Linked DNA regions of Homo sapiens: region 2 is linked to region 1. A link is a contact called in ENCODE Hi-C or POLR2A ChIA-PET data. All regions are on one chromosome and are shown on one strand. The core of a region is the stretch at or near the end of the contact, and the rest is flanking DNA. Distances in the headings are between cores, read along the strand shown. Region 1 overlaps CAMTA1 (calmodulin binding transcription activator 1). Region 2 overlaps CAMTA1 (calmodulin binding transcription activator 1).

The links. A loop is a pair of places that touch in the nucleus more often than their neighbours do. ChIA-PET counts read pairs that join two places held with the same protein, here RNA polymerase II (POLR2A).
Region 2: a map of K562 shows a loop between it and region 1 (2.0-fold over the local background). The contact joins two enhancer-like sites. A Hi-C loop is called at or near these places in 1 of 168 maps with a recorded cell type or tissue (K562) and 1 of 37 single-sample maps with no recorded cell type. POLR2A ChIA-PET finds 5 or more read pairs at or near these places in 1 of 52 experiments (HCT116).

Annotation. Positions count from the first base shown.
Region 1 is chr1:7,332,416-7,338,657 of GRCh38, reverse strand. All of the region lies in intron 5 of CAMTA1 (calmodulin binding transcription activator 1), which reads right to left. Among named protein-coding and RNA genes, the nearest start is that of CAMTA1-IT1, 29 kb to the left of the region's middle. RefSeq lists an enhancer at 1,886-2,763. Within about 2 kb of position 3,822, at least 2 of the 41 ENCODE cell types and tissues checked have a DNase peak (open chromatin) inside an H3K27ac peak, as active enhancers do.
Region 2 is chr1:7,376,763-7,382,815 of GRCh38, reverse strand. All of the region lies in intron 5 of CAMTA1 (calmodulin binding transcription activator 1), which reads right to left. CAMTA1-AS2 (CAMTA1 antisense RNA 2) reads left to right here. Exons shown (of 3, transcript NR_146199.1): 3 at 93-329. Among named protein-coding and RNA genes, the nearest start is that of CAMTA1-AS2, 10 kb to the left of the region's middle. RefSeq lists enhancers at 1,870-2,494, 2,495-3,121, 3,122-3,747, 3,748-4,374. Within about 2 kb of position 3,260, at least 6 of the 41 ENCODE cell types and tissues checked have a DNase peak (open chromatin) inside an H3K27ac peak, as active enhancers do.

The sequences.
Region 1 (6,242 bases), core at 2,573-5,072:
CACCAACTTGAAAATCGCTGATGTTTCAGTTCTTGACTGAATGCCTTTCCCATGTGCACTCCATGAGGGCAGGGCTTTGTCTTGTTCACTATCTCCAACACTTGGAAGAGCATCAGGGACATGGCAGGTGCTCAATCAATATTTGAATACATGAATTGATGATGCATTGACACAAGGAGTCCATTCCTGCGTACATGGTGGGCTTTATGGAAAAGCTCAGCGATGCTCCTGGTGCACAGTCTGTACTCAAAGGCAGACGGCTCCAAACCCTCCAGAACTAGGCCAATCCCTTTGTGCCAGCCGTGTCCCGGCCCTACATGAGTAGCCTTCATCCCTTGTTACCTGGCATGACTCTATAGGTGGCATTGTCATTGGTGTACACTTGTTTCTGTGGAAGGGGGTGCACTCTCTTCTTCTGCATCCTTCTTTCTGGGACCTAACGGGACTGGGTGCTGGGTGAGTACCAAAGCAGGAGGGAGACTGAGGTGTCAAGAGCAGAAGCCCCAAAATCTGGAGGAGGAAGTGGCACCTCCATCTCTGTAAGAGTCAGGGTTCCCCAGCAAAAAAGAACCAATAGGACAATATATATGTAGTCCTATTGTGTGTATATAATATATATGTACATATATGTATATATGTATATATGTTATGTAGCTATATATAGTATATATACACATATAATACATATATATATACATGTTTATTTCTAAGGAATTGGCTCACACGATCTATTGTGGGGACTGACAAATCCCAAATTTGTTGGGCGGACAAGCGGGCTGGAAATTCGGGTAAGAGTTGATGCTGTAATCTTGAGTCCAAATTCCACTAGGCAACAGGCTGGAAACTCAGGCAGCGCTTCTAGGTTGCAGCCTGGAGGCAGAACTCCTTTTTCTTAGGGAAACCTCGGTCTGCTCTCAAGGCCTTTCCCTGATTGGATGAGGCCCATCACCCACATTGTGACTGGATGAGGCCCACCGCCCACATTGTGATTGGATGAGGCCCACCGCCCACATTGTGATTGGATGAGGCCCACCGCCCACATTGTGATTGGATGAGGCCCACTGCCCACACTGTGATTGGATGAGGCCCACTGCCCACACTGTGATTGGATGCAGCCCACGGCCCACACTGTGATTGGATGAGCCCACGGCCCACACTGTGATTGGATGAGGCCCACCATGCACATTACGGAGGGTCAACCACTTCCCTCAAAGTCTGCTGATTTAAATGTTCATCACATTTACAAAATACCTTCACAGAGACATCGGGACTGGTGTTTGACCGACATCTGGGTACCACGGCCGGGTCAAATTGACAGATGAAATGAACCACTGCAATGCCTATCAGACACGCCCTCTCCTAACCTCGCAAGGGGTGCTTACCTCCCCTCAAAGGAAGAGGACGATGTGGCAGTCGGGTGGACACAGGTCCTTAGTCCCCGTCCCCCTCACAAGGTGATAGGTATTGATGGACTGGCTCTAAGCCAGGCCTCCTAGAACCACCAGGCCACTACGGACTCACCAACATTCTGCTCAATCATCTGCCGTAATCTGCCTAAGCAACTCCCCCAGAGAGGTCAGATCACTAGGGATCGTATTCAAGTCATGTATTAGTTATTGCTCAGAGGCCTCAGGGACATAAATCAACAGAAAAGCAAAAAGGCTTCTGGACCTGCCACCTCATTTTCTTTCTTCCTGGATGGGACCTAGGAGCTATGATCCAGAGGAAGATAGGGAGGGGGCCGCTGGCCTTGAGTTCCTTGGCACACATGTGGGGACTCCAAAGGACAGGAGTGAGGAAGATAGAAGGGCCATGGCCTTCTCCCTGTTGCTGGCCCCGAGAGAGCTCTGTGAAGGAGGCCCAGTGGTTAGCTCTGCAGGGGAGGTTCCCAGCCCCCTGCCCACCTCGGGACGTGAAACAGAGAAATGCGATCAAGGAGTCAAGGCCTCCTGCCAGGTTCCTCGCCCTGGCCTTGCTGGGCTAGGCTCTCTGCCTTTCATTTCTCAACAGACCTCTCTGCACCTGCTCAACAGTCCCAAGTCATTTATGTAACAAGCCCTGTGCCTCTTCCCTCTGCTAAGTGTCCTCTCCCTGCCCACCCCTGCAATCACACGTACATGCTCCTGAGAGGCCAGGGTGGTCATGGAAGCAGGGACTATGGGCCAGGAAACTTGCTCCGTTCTGGAAGGATGGCCAGAGAGAAGCTGCTTCCACCAGCTGGTGCATCTCATCACCCCCAAGTCAATTCGCCTGGTCTGGGTTTGCAAGTTCATGCTAATCATGACTCCTCCAAGCCAGGAATCCATGGCAAAGCCCTACCAGGCAGCTCTGGGCTGCAGAGATGGCCCAACTGAATAGCCCAGGCCTCTGGGCGCTGATGAACACACGTGCTCTCCATCACACAGCCCCAGGCCACAGCCAGTAGAGCTCCTGGCATCTCAGGGCTTCATGGGGGACCAGGTGGGCTCACTCACTCACCCACACTGTGAACAACACTGTCCCCATGCATCCCTCCCCAACACCCAGTCCAGGCAGGCCATGGCCAGGCAGAGGGTGAGAGCGGCCACTCCAGGTGGCCAATTTGGGTCTTTGTTTTGTGTTTCAGTGGGATAATGAATGAAAAATAAAATCACAGGTGCTCAGGAGAGGGCTGCTTCTTGGGCAGGAAAGCCGGTTTCCAGAGTCGATGAGCCGGTGGTTACATTTTAATTAGTTTGATAAATAATTATGCCTCTGAGACACCCAATCTGCCTTACAGGCTCTCTTCCCCACCATCAATAGATTAATCTTATTTAACCACATTTTACTTAGTACACAAACCCGTGTTCTGTGTTTCAAATACCAAGGTTGCAGAGGTCTTGGTTTTTGCCTTTTTTTTTTTTTTTAACGTTATCTATAAACACATCTACCTCCACTGACTGGCAAAATTCCTGCACTGTAAGTCAGCCTGGCAGATTCCACCCTGGAGGACACACGCGTGAATGCTATTTGCCCATCCTCTCTGAGTATAAATCCTGGCCTCACTCTTCCTCTGTGTGAAAGCCCTGCCTGGGTTTTCTCCCCAGAGCGAGATGTATATGGCTCTCAGGTGCAGACCCATCTTTTTATCCAAAGCACTGGGAAGCCTCAAGCTGGAGCCTCAGCTCCAGGGCATCAGGCGGGAAGTTGGCAATGTTCAGGGCCGAGATCACTCAGCTGCTTTGACGGGCATCCCCGGGACTGCTGACGTCCCAAGGCACTGACAGGTGGCTGCTGAGTAAACGGTCATTTGACCTATATGTTTGTTTTGATAAATGCCCGATAGGAATGTGCTACTGGTAAATTTCAGTTCTCAGGAAAGATATTGATACCCATGACATTCCTCATTTCCTCAGCTTTGCAAGGCAAACCGGGATTACCCTGAAAGTCTAACTCACTGAAAACTTGGTGGGAACTTGCACAGAAGAATCTAAACAAAACCCCAGAAGGGTAGCCTCGGGGTCTGACACCCCCCACCCCCACCCCCCCCCCCCCCCCCCACACACACACACACAAAAGCTGTGCTGCCAAACAAGCCCTCTTCTCCGTAGTATATAGGTCCAGTAAAGTCATAGCAGGGGTGTCTCAGAGCCTGGATTTGGTTTAAAAAATGGTTTGTCCTAAAGGGATCTGTATGAGCTTCAGCAAGCAGATTCATCAGTTTAAATTGTCCGCGGAGTGCAAAATGAGAGCTTCCTCCTAAGTCATGCTATGACATGTTCTAGTTAGGAAGGGAGCTTTCCCGCACTCCAGATGCCAGGTGATAAGAATTACTGATGCATTGCTTTCAAAACAGTTGGTTTTATGGCTTGGCAGAGCTGGCTCTCAGATTCTGCTGGGCTTCATTTGCATACCGAATGACAGCCTAGGAAAAGGCGACCGGAAGGCCTCAGACACCGTCAGCCTCTTCCATCTCTGCTGCCAGTTATAGGTCATTTTAAACTAACATCTGGTGAGTATATTTTTAAACCGTATCTGTAGCTTTAATTAGGGATCTCCTGGGAATGTCAGGGGAGGAACAAGAGAGACATCCCCCGGGGGAGATGAAAACACTGGCAGTTCCACACATGCAAAGCCCCGGAAGCTGCCTTGGCCCAGTTTTATGACACTGTATGTTCAACTGTGATAGGGGAGCCCTTTGCACAAGAAGATCTTAATATTAGCTACATGCTAGGGTAAGCAGAAATTCCGTTTCCGCATCCAAAAGAACTGACTGCCTCCAGGAGGTGGCTTCTGTGCCCAAGATCCAAGAGGGGTTTCCCCTTACGCAGCCACAGAAACCAAAACTGTCCCGAAAATGTTGCCAAGGAATGGAGAGGTCACCTTAGGACCCTCCTTCCAAGAGTATTTGTGATGAAGAACTAGTCAAGGGCTCCTCTGCCCTGGCAGGGAGAGTGATTTTTTTCCCCCTTTCTTTTCCAAAAGGACAATTCTGGAATGATACCTCATTACATGTGACAGACTTTACTTTCCACGTAGACCAGTGCAATTTAATATTCTTCTTACACGTGTTCATTTCTTTCAGCGATGTTTGAGATCTAAAGTACTATTTTAAAATTCTGTAAATTCTCAGGGATGTATATTTAAAAGCCAGATTAAAATGGCCTTTCCTCTCCTTCCCACTTGCCTGGCTACGTGACACAATTTGCCCACATCAGGCTGGAGAGCAGAGAGCCCCAGGAGTCTAAAGAGAGGCGGCCCTGCTGCTTGGCAGTTTCCAACCCCACCTCTTTCCTTGATAAATGTAAGTAATAAAAAAAAATTCCTCCATTTCACTGGAATGCCCATTAAAATGTAAACACAGAGAGAGGATTTTGAGGAGGCTACAAAAATGCTTTATTCAAGAGACTGCAAACGGCAAAGCAAATCTAAAGTTGATTTTTAAACCTAGTCCGTGGTATGTAAATACACCAGGCTCCACGCCCCTGCAAGGCACACAGATCACCGGGATGCTTATTGGAGAATCTGCAACATGGCGGAGGCTGTAACCCCAGCCTCCCTAGAAGCTGGGACGACAGCAGCATTTAAGCCCCTCAGCCTTTTCCTTTCACAAAGTTGTCTTCCTGGATCCAATATGAAGATCCAATGCCTTGGCTGCGCATGGCAGGAGCCCCTGACATTTCTCACTGCCGAAATGTAGGACCTCTGCCGGGAAATCTCCCAGTGCAAAGGGAATTTCACAGCAGAGAGAACGGTGTGTTCTCTCCACCTGTTCCACCTGTGACCTTGCAGGAAGGCGTGCCTATGCGATCATCACTCTGCAGCGTGGGGTCCCGTGTCAGATCCGACTCCCCTGCGGGTCTCTCCCTCACCGGCAGGAATGACAACTAGGTTCAACTCATGTCAATTGCCAAAGCTTGCAGAGCCCAACCTCGACAGGGAAGCTCATAATCACCTGAGAGTCATCCTCTGACATGTTTGCTATCCCTGTCCAAAAACTGCAGAGAAGGGCGACATCATCAAGTTTACCATCAATCAGTTTAGCTCCTGAATGCCAGTCACTGGGTGACCTGCCACTAGGACTAAAGAGGATTCTGTTGCTCATGCCCGCTGGAGTGGGTGCAGCAATAAATGGCTGAGGAATGCAAGGAAACAGACCATAAAGGGCTTCACACTTGCCCCCTCTCATGGAAGCCAACTTCTTCCACCAACTCTCCATAGTGTGACAGTCCACAACAGAGTGGCCATGAGTCCACTGTGAACTTATCAAGCCTACGGTCAGCTTTCCCTGCACCTCTCAGCACACAAGCTCACGCTTCGTGCAACCATGGGGGTTGCAAGCCTAGTAATGGGTATTGTGTGTGTGTGTGTGTATCTGCGGGTGTGTGCTCATTTCTATAAACTGTAAGTATATTCTTTATTTTTACTGCCTGCTTTGCTCAGCCTGCAGACAGCACAAAGATCATCAGCAGCCTCCTAAATTATGGATTGGCTCACCAAGTACACTGTGTCGCTCATTAGCGACATCACCATACAGCTCCACACAACAATAAATTAAGTAACACAATGGCTGCGGGAAAATTAGGTGAATAATTCTCACGTTAAACTAAAAAGTTCTGGATGTCTTTGGTTTCTTCCGGGCTGCTCCTAAGACAATACAGTCCCGTGAATAGACAACAGACAGGACTCTAAATTCCAAGGGTACAATTCTTCAGAGCGAGTTAGGTGTGGTTTACATTAAAAATAGAAAAGGCTCCTGCAAACAGACTTGTATTTATATAGAA
Region 2 (6,053 bases), core at 2,011-4,510, 45 kb before region 1:
ATCTATCTAGGCTAAGAAATCACTGCAACAAAGAGGCATGTGCTTAATGTTTTATGTCAAATATTGTTGTCCTTTTATTCTTTTGCCTGCAGGAGGGCTCATCAATGTATGGAGAAATGAAAGAGCGCCGCATTTCACATTGGAGGGATCTGGGTTTGAGTCCTTGGGCCAGCCTTGCTACAGTGGGGGCAAGAACACCAATCACACTGGCTTATTACGGAATTCAAATGTGGCAGAGTATTTAAACTATGAAGTGTAGAATAAATTAATTGGCTTGCCAATTCCCCATAGCTAGTACTAGAGGCTGGCCTCAGATGGAAGAACCAGGGGCTGTGCCTGTCCTGGGGAATGATGGCAACGCCTTCCATCCTTCTGGCCCATGTTTACATCTGGTACTACGCTAAGCATCACAGAGCAATTAGCGCACATCCTCTCCAAGTACCAGATTTACCTGATTTCATAGATAAGGAAATGATATCCAGAAGACATATCCCAATTCACCCAAGGAAAACAACTAACTTTGCATCTAACTCTATGGCAGAGATAGCTATCTGTTTCCCTTTGCCCAGCTTTCTCTTCCTTAAGTATTAGAATCCCCAAATTTAGCTGGGCATGTGGACACTCAGAGTGAAGCCTACATTTCCTACCCTCCTCTGTAGTTAGATGTGACTGCAATTGCATTCTGGCCAGTAGGATACAGGCAAAAGCGTTGTTCTCTCCTTTCCTGCTGGCTGGAATGCAGGCACTATGGCTTGAACTCAAGCAGCTATTTTGTGCCATGAGGTGAAGGCTATCTATTGAGGACAGTGGTACTGCATTATTGGAGGCTGGGACTCTAATGAGCAACCAGTTGCCCAGCCAGTTCTCAACCCTCTAACCAATCGTTTCCCAGGTAGAAAAATCACCATCACTGGCCATCAGAGAAATGCAAATCAAAACCACAATGAGATACCATCTCACACCAGTTAGAATGGCGATCATTAAAAAGTCAGGAAACAACAGGTGCTGGAGAGGATGTGGAGAAATAGGAACACTTTTACACTGTTGGTGGGACTGTAAACTAGTTCAACCATTGTGGAAGTCAGTGTGGCGATTCCTCAGGGATCTAGAACTAGAAATACCATTTGACCCAGCCATCCCATTACTGGGTATATACCCAAAGGACTATAAATCATGCTGCTATAAAGACACATGCACACATGTGTTTATTGCGGCACTATTCACAATAGCAAAGACTTGGAACCAACCCAAATGTCCAACAATGATAGACTGGATTAAGAAAATGTGGCACATATACCCCATGGAATACTATGCAGCCATAAAAAATGATGAGTTCATGTCCTTTGTAGGGACATGGATGAAATTGGAAATCATCATTCTCAGTAAACTATTGCAAGAACAAAAAACCGAACACCGCATATTCTCACTCATAGGTGGGAATTGAACAATGAGAACACATGGACACAGGAAGGGGAACATCACACTCTGGGGACTGTTGTGGGGTTGGGGGAGGGGGGAGGGATAGCATTGGGAGATATACCTAATGCTAGATGACGAGTTAGTGGGTGCAGCACACCAGCATGGCACATGTATACGTATGTAACTAACCTGCACAATGTGCACATGTACCCTAAAACTTAAAGTATAATAATAAATAAATAAATAAAAAATAAAAAAAAGAAAAATCAAACCGTCTTATTTAAGTCACCGCTATTATGATGTTTTCGGTCACTTGCAGCTGAACCTATCTTAATACAGCCTGTCTGACTCCAGAGCACATTTTCCTAACCACTTTCTTTAGAAAGCAGCTTATCTTTGCCATCCTTGCATGACCTTAGGGCATTATGATAAAACCCTTGGCACAGAGTCTGGCTCAGAGTGAGTGCTCAATAAATTCCAACTAGCCACTGCTCTCATTGTCCCGTGGCCACTGCTGCTGCTGTTCACAAGCATGTGCCACCCTGACAGCTTTGCTTAGCAATCCAGAATGATCAGATCAGCTGGGTGGACCAGGCAAGGTAGTTTTCATAGAGCCCAAAGTGCCTAACCCTGCCTGGCATCAGAAGGGAGGACTGTTTGTTATCTTGGCTCCAGAAAGACTCTTCAAACTATTTCTACCAATACTGTATTTATGCCACATTCTTACTAAGACCTGATGGAACTAGGCCCTAAAGAGGAAGAGTGGCCAGAAGTGGTGAAATCTGATCCAACTGGGCAACCTTCTTTTCTTTTCTTTTTTTTGAGACAGAGTTTCGCTCTTGTTGCCCAGGCTGGAGTGCAACAGCATGATCTCGGCTCACTGCAACCGCCATGTCCTGGGTTCAAGCAGTTCTCCTGCCTCAGCCTCCAGAGTAGCTGGGATTACAGGCATGCGCTACCACGCCTGGCTAATTTTGTATTTTTAGTAGAGACGGGGTTTCTCCATGTTGGTCAGGCTGGTCTCAAACTCCCGACCACAGGTGATTCACCTGCCTCAGCCTCCCAAAGTGCTGGAATTAGAGGCGTGAGCCACCGGACCCGGACTTAACTGGGCAACCTTCCTTGGGATACCAGAGGAGAGGGACGTGCCGGGCAAATGGACAGTCACTTTCTGAGCCTACAGGAAAACTAACCCCATGGGCTCCTGGGAAATCCTCTTTGAAGAGCCAGATTTGCATATAAATAATAGGTATGTTAAAACATATGATGTCTGGATTTGGTATTCATCCTAAGAGTTGAATGCACAATTTGTAATAATTTCCTCAAATTCTAGCAATGTTCCTGCAGACCCTGTCTTCAGCACTGGCATTGGGCAATTAATTAAATTGCCATTATCCTCCACAAAGTGATGACTACTGATTAAGAACAGCCCTTTTTCTCCACCGCTCACTTGGCAGTCCTGTTTCTGCCTGGCCGCAGCCTCAAGTCTCTGCTCCATGGCGCAAGGCAGACGCACGCAGACAGGCTTTGTCGGTTCGCTGATGTGTGTTGTTTGGAAAATGAGAACACAAGGAAAGCTGTCCTTAGGAGGAAGAGGCAAGGAGAGGCATCGGGAGGCCAAGAGATCAAAGCGAGGTGTCAGAAACAAAGACAGTGAAGGAGTTCAGTCCCCTTTTAATGCTGCCTGCCAGTTCAGACGGCCACTGCCCTTGCCTTCTAGGGAATTCTGCTGGTTAAGAAGCTCAGACAAGCCCCAGAATGCCCCGATGAGGACGCAACAGGAAGACAATCCATAGACAGAGAAAGTGCTTTGTTTTACGGTTTCCTGGGCACTGACACCAGCAGCCTTTTCTGCCAGCGGTTTGAAATACGAGACGCTGGTGTTTTTTCCCGGCTCCCTGAATTTAAATTACATCACCAAAGAAGAAACTTCCCGAAGGAAATGAATCTCTGCAGATAACGATCCCTCACAATGGATTCAAATTGTAATAAAAATATAACTTGAATGTTAAAGGTGAATTTCAATTAAGGATTCCATCACATATTTTGCTCCAGACCACAATAAAAAAACTTATTTCACTGCCAACAGCAAGTCTCCTGCGACATCTCTTTGAAAATCAACTATTTTTGAAAGCTAAGTTAGAAAAACACATGTGCTCTAGGGTATAAAGAAAGCAGCATTGTGTATAAATTGTAATACTGAGAGGTAGATCTTAGTATATTGACATTATAAAAACTGGGTAGCAATGGGAAATAATATTTTTACAAAGGTGCCAAACATAAATGCCAGACCTGCAGGCAAATTTATAGACTCTGTCATGCATGGTGGCATTTCACCATCAGGTGCTCAAGAAAGCCAGGGAGGAGGGTGCCTGCAGGTGCCACCCTGAGGCGCACAGGCCACTGTCAGGCCACCCAGGCAAGTCAGAGACAGAGTGGGGATGGGGATGGGGTGCCTCGAGGAGCCGGTGCAAGATATGAGCTAAGGAAAAGCTGGAATAAAGTCCCTCCCAGGAAGCCCTGGCCCCTGGGTCCCCACTTTAAATGCACCTGCTGGGCCCACAGGCCTCATCCCCCACCAGCCCCATAGTTTAGTGCGGCCTCTGACTCGGTCTCCGATTTTTTTTTAATTGAAGTAAAATTCACATATCATAAAATTCACCATTTTAAAGTGTACAGGTCAGTGGATGTTAGGATGTTCTCAGCTGTGTAACCATCACCACTGTCTAGTTCTAAAACATTTCATCACCCTGAAAGGAAACCCCATTCTCCTGAAGCAGCCCCTCCCCACTCCTCCCTGCCCCCGGCCCCAGGCAACCACCCACCCGCTTTCTGTGTCTGTGGATTTGCCTGGACGTTCACATAAATGAAACACACCATGTGCGGCCTGCTGCGACTGACTTCTTTCACTCAGCAATACGTCCTCAGGTTCATCCTGGTGGTAGCGTGGGTTCATACTTCATTCCTGTTTATGGGTGAATATTATTCCATCGTATGGATAGAGCACATTTTGTTTATTCCTCTGTGGAGGGACTTTTGGGTTGCTTCTTGCTTTTGGCTACTCTGATTATGTAACACGGCTTCCTCTCTCTCTCTGAAGCTAGGATCTCTCTGGCAGAGCACACAGTTAGTTACATACAAGGCCGTCAGGCTTCTTTGGCTGAATGGCTACAGGAATAGCAGGTGCTACAGTGCATAGATCAACTGCCCTCCAGCACTTATGTAAAGCTCACTACAATTGGGAGAATTTCCTCTAACACCATCTCCCAGGACAGACTCAGATGTGTCTGAGTGAGGGGTTTGCGAACTTGTTCTGTAAAAGGCCTTTTCTGTACATCTTTTTGGCTTTCTAGGCAATACTGTCTCTATGGCGCCTTCTTGATTCCGCCATAGTCTTGGAAAAGCCACACAATATGTAAACAAATGTGCATGGAGGGGTTCCAATAAAACTTTATTTTTTTAATTATTATTTTTTTGAGACAGGCTCTCACTCTGTCACCCAGACTGGAGTGCAGTGGTACAGTCTCAGCTCATTGCAACCTCTGCCTCCCGGGTTCAAGCGATTCCCTTGCCTCAGCCTCCCCTGTAGCTGGGATTACAGGTGCACACCACTATCACTCGGCTAATTTTTGCATTTTTAGTAGAGACAGGGTTTCACCATGTTGGCCAGGCTGGTCTCGAACTCCTGACCTCAAATGATCACCTGCCTCGGCCTCCTCAAAAACCTTTATTTTTAAAAGCAGATGGTGGACTGGATTTGGTTCATGGGCCATAGTTTGTCAATCCTTAGTCTAAATGAATTGTATCCACTAGCTGCAGTGATTGGTTCAGGAGGTCAGAGGACCTAAACAGATCCAGAGCGAAACCTCGGACTTTTTACCCAATGGTTGGGAAAAGAGAGGTTCTCTCTTCTTTAGGACAGTGGAGAATATCTGGGGCCTGAGATGACTACAGTCATTTTACTAACACAGGGAAGTCGGCCTGAGAATAGAGAACAGTAAGGAGGAGGGAGGCATTGAAAGAATCGCAGGACAGGGCCGGACTCTTGGTTGAGCCATGCCAGAGGTCCCCTCTACACCTGGCCTTTTCACTGCTGCTCTTACACATTTATTACTTGTCTGTCTCCCCATAGCGAGGACGGTGTTAATTGCTGCTGTATTCCCAGTGCCTTGCGCTTTTTAAGTCCCTAGTAAATGCTTGAATGAATGAACTCTGGGAGGTGGTCAGGTCTCTCCTGGGGTAGAGAGGTGAAGGGGGCCCCTCAGCCCTCGGTCAGGCGAGTGCTCCCTATGTGTTGGGACTGGGTTGGACAGACTAGATTTGGTCTAAATTAATTGTATTAATTAAATTAATGTAGAGTGGAGCTTGAGTGCCATCTTGCCTGGGCAGAGCACTTTTCAGAATGGACATGCAGCAGGGGTCCAGCACTTCCAGACAGATCCGAATCTGTGATCCGGTCTGTGATCTCATCCATTAGAGCCTTTGGACACAGGCTGAGGACAGACTAGCTCCCAGGGAGCAGCCTATCTGAGAGGTCATTTTGCTCACATAGGCAAGGGCTGGGGACAAATGTTAACCAATCCTGGGCAGACAGTACCATTGGCTTCCATCTCCAGGGCAAAAGAGACACCAGT